Regions from separate parts of the Homo sapiens genome. Here region 1 is linked to region 2. Evidence: chromatin loops called from intact Hi-C (ENCODE). Cell type or tissue: IMR-90. All regions are shown on one strand. Each heading gives the region's core, and the rest is flanking DNA. Links, peaks and the distances in the headings are about the cores only.

Region 1 (4,515 bases), core at 172-4,171, 210 kb before region 2:
ACAAATACAGAAATTAGCTGGGCATGATGGCAGGTGCCTGTAATCCCAGCTACTCAGGAGCCTGAGGTGGGAGAATCGTTTGAACCCAGGAGGCAGAGGTTGTAGTGAGCTGAGATCGCGCCACTGCACTCCAGCCTGGGCGAAAGAGTGAGACTCCATCTCAAAAAAAAAAAAAAAAAAAAAGGTTGGGGGAAAGGGGGAAGATATCAGTTTATTCACTGGCCATTTATATGCCAGACACTGTAGCAGGTGCTTTGCCTGTTCGGTCTCATTTAATCTTCGTAACTATCCTGGAATTAAATATTGTGTTCCCATTTTACGGATAAGAAATGGGGCTAAAATTTGTGCAAGGTCAGTGTAGCTAAACATAGAGCTGGGTTTGTATTGTTTTCACTCACTGAACTATCTTACCTCTTTACCCACTTTCTTTTTTCTTTCCTTTCAAAGATGTGACTATACCATATGTGTGTTTGACTGAATGAATTTAGGTCATTTTGATTTTTTAATGAATTGATATATAGCTGTGATCACTAACTCCTAAAATAACTGTGCACTAAGGAAATTGGACCATCGTGTGTTTACCGTATGTTGCCCTACTTTAGAAGAGTGTTTCTGATTGTTTTTCTTTCAGATTGGAAGAATTGTTGAAAATTCTGATGCTGTTACTGAGATTCTAAATAATGCTGAATTACTAAAACAAATTGTTTATTGCATTGGTGGAGAGAATCTATCTGTAGCAAAAGCGGTGAGTCTACTAGAATCATTGACTTAAATGTGCAGAGACATCGGTGTCCCAAAAGATAAAGAAAGGCCTTCTGAATTGAGAGGTGAAGGTTTAGAATGGATGATTTGCGTAATGGAATTTACAACTTCATATGGATTGTGTAAAATAAATGGTTGTCAAGTAAATACTAGTAAACCCCTTTCATTTTCTAGGATATACATATCTACAGTATCCATCATAATTCTATGGGGGATACCTTGCGTCTTTTCCAATTATAAATAATAGCTAAAACATGGGCAAGGTGCATTCCATGCACTATTTTTACATCACTCTTATGAAGTAGATAATAACCTGCATTTTGGGAATGTAAGAGATATTTTCTTTCGTTATAAGGCTATCAAATCCCTGTCAAGAATATCACTAACCCAAGCTGGACTGGAGGCTTTATTTGAAAGCAATCTGCTGGATGATTTGAAAAGTGTAATGAAAACAAATGACATTGTTCGATACAGGGTGTATGAGGTAAGATAAAAAGCACACTTTCTCATGCTTACAAAGCAGAATGCAGTTTGGCTTATGCTGAAAAGCAAGATGGCTCATTAAGTATATAATCTGTGTTTGGCCCTACAGTAGGTGCTGGGAATATAAGGATGCATTCCCAGCCTAGTATGTGAGACAGTCATAAAAAATACTTACAGCCCAGCTCTATGGGAGGCAAGGGCAGGAGGACCCCTTGAGGCCAGGAGTTTCAGACCAGCCTGGGCAACATAGTGAGACCCCATCTCTACAACGATTTTAAAAATTAGCTGTGCATGGTGGTATGTGCATGTCGTCCCAGCTACTCAGGAGGTTGAAGTGGGAGGATCAACTGAGCCCAGAAAGTTGAAGCAGCAGTGAGCCGTGGTTGCACTACTGCACTCCAGCCTGGCCAACAGAGCAAGACCCTTTTTATATATATATATATATTTACAGTGCAATATAATTACTATGATAGAGAAGATATTGAAACCAGACTTGAAAAAATTTGTAGTAGTAATAAGAAATGGCCCTTATTTGTACCAGCTTTGTACTAAGCACTATGCTAAAATACTCACATATATTATCTTTAATTCTTACAGTAAACTTTGTATGTTGTTATCATTAACCTCATATTGATGGAGCAATTGATCCAAGACCACACAGTTAATAGGGTGCATGTTTGAAATAGAATCCTCTATAGTCTAATTCCATCTTCAGAACACTTTCTTACTTTGCATGTCATGATACCATACTATGCTGCTTTTCCTTCTACCTCTCAGTTTCTTCTCAGCCTCCTGGCTCATTATCCTCCGTTGAATCTTTAATTGTTGGAGTTGATGAAAACAGAGTTCCAAGCCCTGCTTTCACGGTACTCTACTCATTCCTAGGCAGTTTTACTCACTTATGATTTCACTTCCCATCAGTGATGATGCCTCTCAGATGTAAACTTCCAACTGAGACCTTTCTTCTGAGCTCGAACCTTCATGCTCAACTGCTTACTCACTCTTGGCCCCTTGGGTATATTCTAGGCCACTCAAACTCATGCTGAAATCAAATTCCTGATCTTCCTTATCCACCCTATCCCCCTAATAAAAAATAAGACAACAAACTGGCTGTGTCTCACAGTCTGCTTAGTTGGGTATTAGACCTTGGCTCATTCTGAGGCCTGTTTTCCTTGCCACATATCCATTCGGTCATCATATTTTGTTGATTTTATTTAAACCCCTGCATTTCTCTTCATTAGTACAGCTTCTACCACCCTAGACTAACTTACTGGTGTCACTCACCTGGGCTACTATATTTGCATCCAAACTGGTCTCCACTCATCCATTTTTATCATCCCTAGTCTATCTTCTCATGCAGTCAGAATGGTCTTTTAAAAGTCCAAATCTGATTGTGTCATTTCTCTGCTTAAAACCCTTCAGTGTCTTCCTATATCTCTCAGTAAGACCTCAGAACATACTTGCTGAATGAGTGAGTGAATGACTGACTGACTGACTGACAGGATGCCTGAATGAGTGAATGGTTTTATAATCTGTTTGTTGTGGCTGATTCAGGCTTTTGTACCCTGATTGATGATTGCTTGGGCGGGAAAGTGCTGATACACCTAGATATAATGGAACATTTCTGTGCCAAGGTGGCAGGGCATGGTGGCTCATGCCTGTAATCTCAACACTTCAGGAGGCCAGGGCGGGCAGATCACTTGAGGGCAGGAGTTCAAGACAAGCCTGGCCAACATAGCAAAACCCCATCGCTACTAAAAATACAAAACAATTAGCCAGGTGTGGTGGTGCATGCCTGTAATCCCAGCTACTGGGGAGGCTGAGGCACGAGAATCGCTTGAACTCAAGAGGCAGAGGTTGCAGTGAGCTGAGATCACGCCACTGCACTCCAGCCTAGGTGACAGAGTGAGACTCTGTCTCAAAAATAATAATAATAATAATCTGTGCCAAAGTAATTTCTTATGCGTTCACTGAAGTTTTTCTACTTAAAGAGACAAATAATGGATTTTTTAAAACTCATTTATAAAAAGTACCTAGTCCTACATTTAACTTAAAATGAGATCTATCAGGCGTAGGGCTGATTTGACCTTTTTCTTTTTTCTGTGTTTTTTTTTTTATTTCAGCTAATTATAGAGATTTCTTCCGTGTCACCAGAATCTTTAAACTACTGTACCACAAGTGGATTGGTAACCCAGCTCCTGAGAGAGCTGACTGGTGAGGATGTGTTGGTCAGGTGTGTTGACTGAGTTCTTAAAGTGAAATATCCTCTTTTGAAGGGCTGGGAAACAACCTTGGGACATCTGTGATTTTCTCTATTAGAGACTTTGCCCAGGTTGCAATCTCATGACTGATGTGTGTCCTGAAGGAGGGATCTTTAGAAAATTGTTCAAGTTACATCGTGACAACATACTGGAACTTGGGAAAGCCCCACATGACAATTCAGCTACTTTCAAGTGACTCTGTTCCATGTCCCTAGGCCTGTGTGCTCTTAAAAAGTTGCAATCATGTGGTAACTGCCATTTTGAATTACTAATATTTTATCATATTCATTTATTTTGGCATTGTTAAATAGCAACACTATGGCATGATAGAAAAAACATGGGCTAGGCCGGGTGCGGTGGCTCACGCCTGTAATCCCAGCACTTTGGGAGGCTGAGGTGGGCGATTCATGAGGTCAGGAGTTCAAGACCAGCCTGGCCAACATAGTGAAACCCTGTCCCTACTAAAAATACAAAAATTAGCTGGGTATGGTGGCATGTGCCTATATTCCCAGCTACTCAGGAGGCTGAGGAAGGAGAATTGCTTGAACCTGGGAGGTGGAGGTTGCACCACTGTACTCCAGCCTGGGCAACAGAGTAAGACTCTGTCTCAAAAAAAAAAAAAAAAAAGAATATGAGCTTTTCAAAATGAGGAAGACTTGGCTTGCATGCCTCTCTACTATTTATTAGCTGTTTGGCCTTGGACAGATAATTATAAGCTTTCTACATCTCAGTTTCCTCATCTCTCAGAACAGTAACTAAAAAAGATATTGTGCCAGGTGCAGTGGCTCACAGCCTGTAATCCCAGCACTTTGGGAGGCTGAGGCGGATGGATTACCTGAGGTCAGGAATTCAGGACCAGCCTGGCCAATACGGTGAAACCCTGTCTCTACTAAAAAAATACAAAAAATTAGCTGGGCGTGGTGGTGGGTGCCTGTAATCCTAGCTACTGGGAAGGCTGAGACAAGAGAATTGCTTAAACCCGGGAGGTGAAGATTGCAGGGAGCCAAGA
Region 2 (4,515 bases), core at 387-4,386:
TTTGTCATGTAATTATTCCACTGTTCTTTTAATTTGGAAATCTTTCAGCTATAGGTTGATTCTTCTGAAATAGTTTGGAAGGGCCTTTATCTTCTAAGTAGGATGTACTAGATCACAGCAAGCCAAACTCCTGCTACAACAAACTTGAAAAAGTACGTAAATTAAAAAAAAAAAAAAAAAGTCATATACCTATGGAGGCAAGGAGAACTATAGGAACTAAAATTCCAGAAAGGTTGGAACTCTTCCTAGGTAAACTGATGATCACCAGCCATTGTCTTTCCAGGGGACATTTGCTGATTCTGAGCATAGGCAAAGAATGAGCTAGACCCAAGCAAAGGAATTCTTTAGGAAAGAGATACAAGAAATGTTTTTGGCAGTCATTTGAGGCTTGCATGATGGTTGGAAACAAGAGGATCCCCAAACACAAGGCCAGCTTTCCCACAGGATATTAGCCGACTATGCAAAAGATGGAAGGCTGGGCCAGAAAGGTAGAAAAAAATCTCTTTCTCTTTCAGTCTTGTGCTGAGGAGACAAAATCCCTTTAGAAAGAGAGGGCCTGCTATGACATTCAATTATCTCCCCCTCAAGATGTCTTCAGACTCTGAGGGTGCATGCAGTGGGACCTAAGCTCAAATTACCAAAGGCCAATACAAATCTCTCACAGTCTTTTAGGGCTAAGGAGACACAGGCTTGCTAGGCTCTGACCAAGAAATAGTAAGGAACCAGAAGTTGATTAACTCATACTAAAATTACAGTCCACCCTCAAGCCGCCTCACCTTCTGATTGGATTGAAGTAATTCTCTCATTATATCTGCCTAACAGATGAAAGGGGAGCCCTCTCTGGTTCTTTTATATACTGTGTCCGGCATACAATAAAAAATACTGGACAATGCAAAGACAGAAAAATGTGACCAATACCAAAGAGAAAAAAAATGAGCAATGGAAGCAGACCTTTAGGTGATCTAGGTGTTAGAGTCAACTTAGAAAGACTTGACTAAAGTTAGTATTTTCATACAATAAAGGGAAAATCAGACAAAATAGGTGAAGAGAGGCAAAATGTCAATAGAAATTGGAATCTCTAAAATATCAAATGAACAAACTGGAACTGAAAAATACAACATGTGAATTAATAACTCATTGCATTAATCTAACAGTAGATTGTACACAGTGAAGACAAAGTTAGAAGACTTGAATACAGTACAATTAAAAATATCCAAACTGAAGCATTTCGAGAAAATATAATGGAAAGAACAGAGCAGGGAAGATGTGGGACACAGCCAAAAGGTTTAGCATAAATGTAATTGGAGATCTAAAAAGAGAGGAAAGTGATACTGGATCCCAGTAATATCTGAAGAGAAAATGGCCATGAATTTTCCAAATGGATTAAAGGTGTCAACCGACAGATTCAGAAAGTTCAGCAAACCCTAAGCAATATAAAACAAAGAAAACCACATTTAGGCAAACTTAGTCAAACCATTAAAAACTAAAGCCAATTAACTTCTGATCTTAGTTTTCCTAAATGTAAGAATTAAGTATCCTTCCTTGGAAACATTTTTTTTCCCAAACAAACAAGCAAAAAAAATCAGGACACACTAGTCTGACAAGTACAAGTGTTTTTATGAGAACAGGGTGGCAAAATACTTGAAGTCAAAAGTACCCTGGAAAAATCGGTTGAAAGTTTTATTCTTCATTCAAATACTCTATAGTAAAACAAATTGATTTAGAAGAAATTGTTTTTTTTTTCTTTTATGCGATCTTGTCTCTGCCTATTTGCCAGTTTTATCTTGTGGCGTTCTTTTTCTTTACATCTGTGATCCAGTCAGACTGGCTTTTATTTCTAAAACAAGGCATGTTCCCTGGTCCCAGGGTTCTCATATATGATCTTTCCTCTGCCAAGAATGGTTTTTCTAATCCACCTCTACCTCCATCCTTGACCCCTCTGCCTTATTAAATCACATTCTTCCCTCGAGTCGTCAATTAAAGGCCACTTCATTAGAAAGCATTTCCTGATGCTCTAGGCTTAATGGTAATTTCCTTATTATATGCTCTCACATATACTTGTATTTTTTCATAGCACTTTTCACAGTTTGTAATTGTATATTTATTTGTGATTCTGAGTCACATATGGCTCACTCATGAGGGCAAGAACTTTTTTTTTTCACCATTGTATACACAATCTCTAGCATGGAGCTTTAGCATATAGTAACTACTCACTAAATTTTTATCAAATAAATGAACAAATGAATGGAAAGGCGTACAGAGGAAAGATTATTTTCAATACTGAGTAACAACAGGAATACTTCATTATACTGAGTCGATTAAAATTACTCCCTAGATCTTTTACAGTACCGAAAAGCAGTCTACATTGCTGATTCTCAGTTTTAATTTTTCTTAAGGCAACGAGGCCACTGTCTTTACTGTCATGTAAGTGCTGACCTGTCCTTTCTCTGGAGATAATTTAAGGCAAAATAATTCTTTTCATGGTTATGGTTTCTAAAAGCAGCTAGTAGTGAGAGAAATAAATGGGTTCTTTGTTTGGAATTATAATAAAAGTGGAATCCAACGTGAAGGAGTGCAAATACTGTATTTAAAATTACAAGCTTTATATAAAACCACTCTCGTCAAGTGACTTTATTTTCAACAGTGCTGTGATAAGGTTGCCCTCTGGTGGCCACTTACTGTGTTTTCACAGTCCTATTTTCACCCCCTCTACTGTTTTGCTATACCTTGTGTTTTAGATTGAAGTAGATTTTCAAAGTACTCTTTTTTTGTGGTAAGATATATTTGGATAAACATTTTGGAAAGCAATTTGACAGTAAGTATTAGAAATCTTAAAAATTGTTCTTTGATCTGGTAGTTCTATTTCCAGGAATCTATTCTAAGGAAAGAATTCTAAATTCTTAAGAAGGTTATATTCAGAGATGCTCACCAAAATGGTAGTTACAATTTTAAAAAGTTAGGCAACCCAATTTCTCACAATAGGGTATTAAGTAAATACTGTTATCTAGGCAGTATATTATTAAAAACACAGAAAACCAAATGTTGACCTTACCTTGAGCAAGTTGCTTAATCTGTTTCTTCATCTATAAATTTGATATAATAGCAGTAACTGCCTAGTGGGTTGTCGTGAAGATTAAATGCAATACACTTGTACAGCCTTTATATAGTGCCTGGTCCATCACAAGTAATCAGTAAATGGTAACTGTTACTATGTTCTCGATAAAATGTTTTGTTTTGTTTTGTTTTTTCTGAAACAGAGTTTCACCCTTGTTGCCCAGGCTGGAGTATGGTGGCGCGATCTCGGCTCACTGCAACCTCCACCTCCTGGGTTCAAGCGATTCTCCTGCCTCAGCCTCCCAAGTAGCTGGGATTACAGGCGCCCACCACCACGCCCGGCTAATTTTTTGTATTTTTAGTAGAGACGGGGTTTTGCCATGTTGGGCAGGCTGGTCTCGAACTCCTGACCTCAGGTGATCCGCCTGCCTCGGCCTCCTAAAGTGGTGGGATTACAGATGTGAGCCACTGTGCCTGGCTGATAAAATGTTTTAAAGAATGATATATAGCAATATGAGAAAGTGAAAGAAGCAAGGTATAAAATAACTTATGCCATATAATTAGACTAGTTAAAAAACAAAAGCCAAACCCCTGTAAATGAGGAAAGATTACAAAGAGAAGTACTAAAAATCTTTTTTTTTTTTTTGAGACCGAGTCTTGCTCTGTCACCAGGCTGGAGTACATGGCACGATCTCGGCTCACTGCAACCTCTGGCTCCCGGGTTCAAGCGATTCTTCTGCTTCAGCCTCCCAAGTAGCTGGGATTACAGGCGCCCACCATCACACGCCCAGCTAATTTTTGTATTTTTAGTAGACACGGGGTTTCACCATGGTGGCCAGGCTGATCTTGAACTCCTGACATTAGGTGATCCACCCATCTCGGCCTCCCAAAGTCCTGGGATTACAGACTTGAGCCACGGAGCCCAGCCTAAAAATCTTAATGAGAGATTTCCTAGGATGATTTTTTACCCCTTTCTACTCCTGTATTTTTCTAGATTTTCTTTATTAAGCACGTTTCCCTTAAAATGGAAGTGGGGGGATATTATTTTTAAAACTGGAACTTCATGTTCATATAATATACTTCCTTTGAAAATCCAGTGTACCTTTATGTATTCATAGTGTCCCATGATGAGTAACTTGACCTGAGCAGCTTGACTGAGTTGACCAATCCTCTACTCCCCAATGATACTTACTTCAGAGTATCATGCTTTCCTAGTTTTTGTGCTACCTAACCAGCTTTTCCTTCTTATTTGTTCTACTACATCTTCCTCAGTTCAGCTCCAAGCACTGGAGTGCCTCAGGGCTCAGAGCTTGTCAAGTTTGTCTTTGCCATTTAAACTTTCTCCCTAAGTGGTCTCATTCAGTCCCCTGGATTTAATTTGTATTTGTTTGTTTGTTTTAGCTCATTTTCCCCCTTAACCCTGGATTTAATTTAAATGCCATCTATATATGTGCTTATTAT

Evidence for each region. A loop is a pair of places that touch in the nucleus more often than their neighbours do. Peaks named below come from ENCODE experiments on the same cell type or tissue, not always from the same donor. Only the 100,000 strongest peaks of a DNase experiment are listed, where the experiment ranks them.
Region 1: a loop joins it to region 2, with 2.6 times the contacts of the local background. A loop is called at or near these places in 5 of 110 quality-filtered maps.

The regions. Positions count from the first base shown.
Region 1 is chr9:120,828,062-120,832,576 of GRCh38, reverse strand. It overlaps PSMD5 (proteasome 26S subunit, non-ATPase 5), which reads left to right. Exons shown (of 10, transcript NM_005047.4): 3 at 632-745; 4 at 1,118-1,246; 5 at 3,369-3,478. Among named protein-coding and RNA genes, the nearest start is that of PSMD5, 13 kb to the left of the region's middle. In IMR-90, for the core only: no CTCF peak of the experiment used is centred there; a DNase peak (open chromatin) is centred at 2,206.
Region 2 is chr9:120,618,083-120,622,597 of GRCh38, reverse strand. The region is part of intron 3 of MEGF9 (multiple EGF like domains 9); the gene reads left to right. Among named protein-coding and RNA genes, the nearest start is that of CDK5RAP2, 40 kb to the right of the region's middle. In IMR-90, for the core only: a CTCF peak has its summit at 2,665 (motif pointing left); a DNase peak (open chromatin) is centred at 2,667.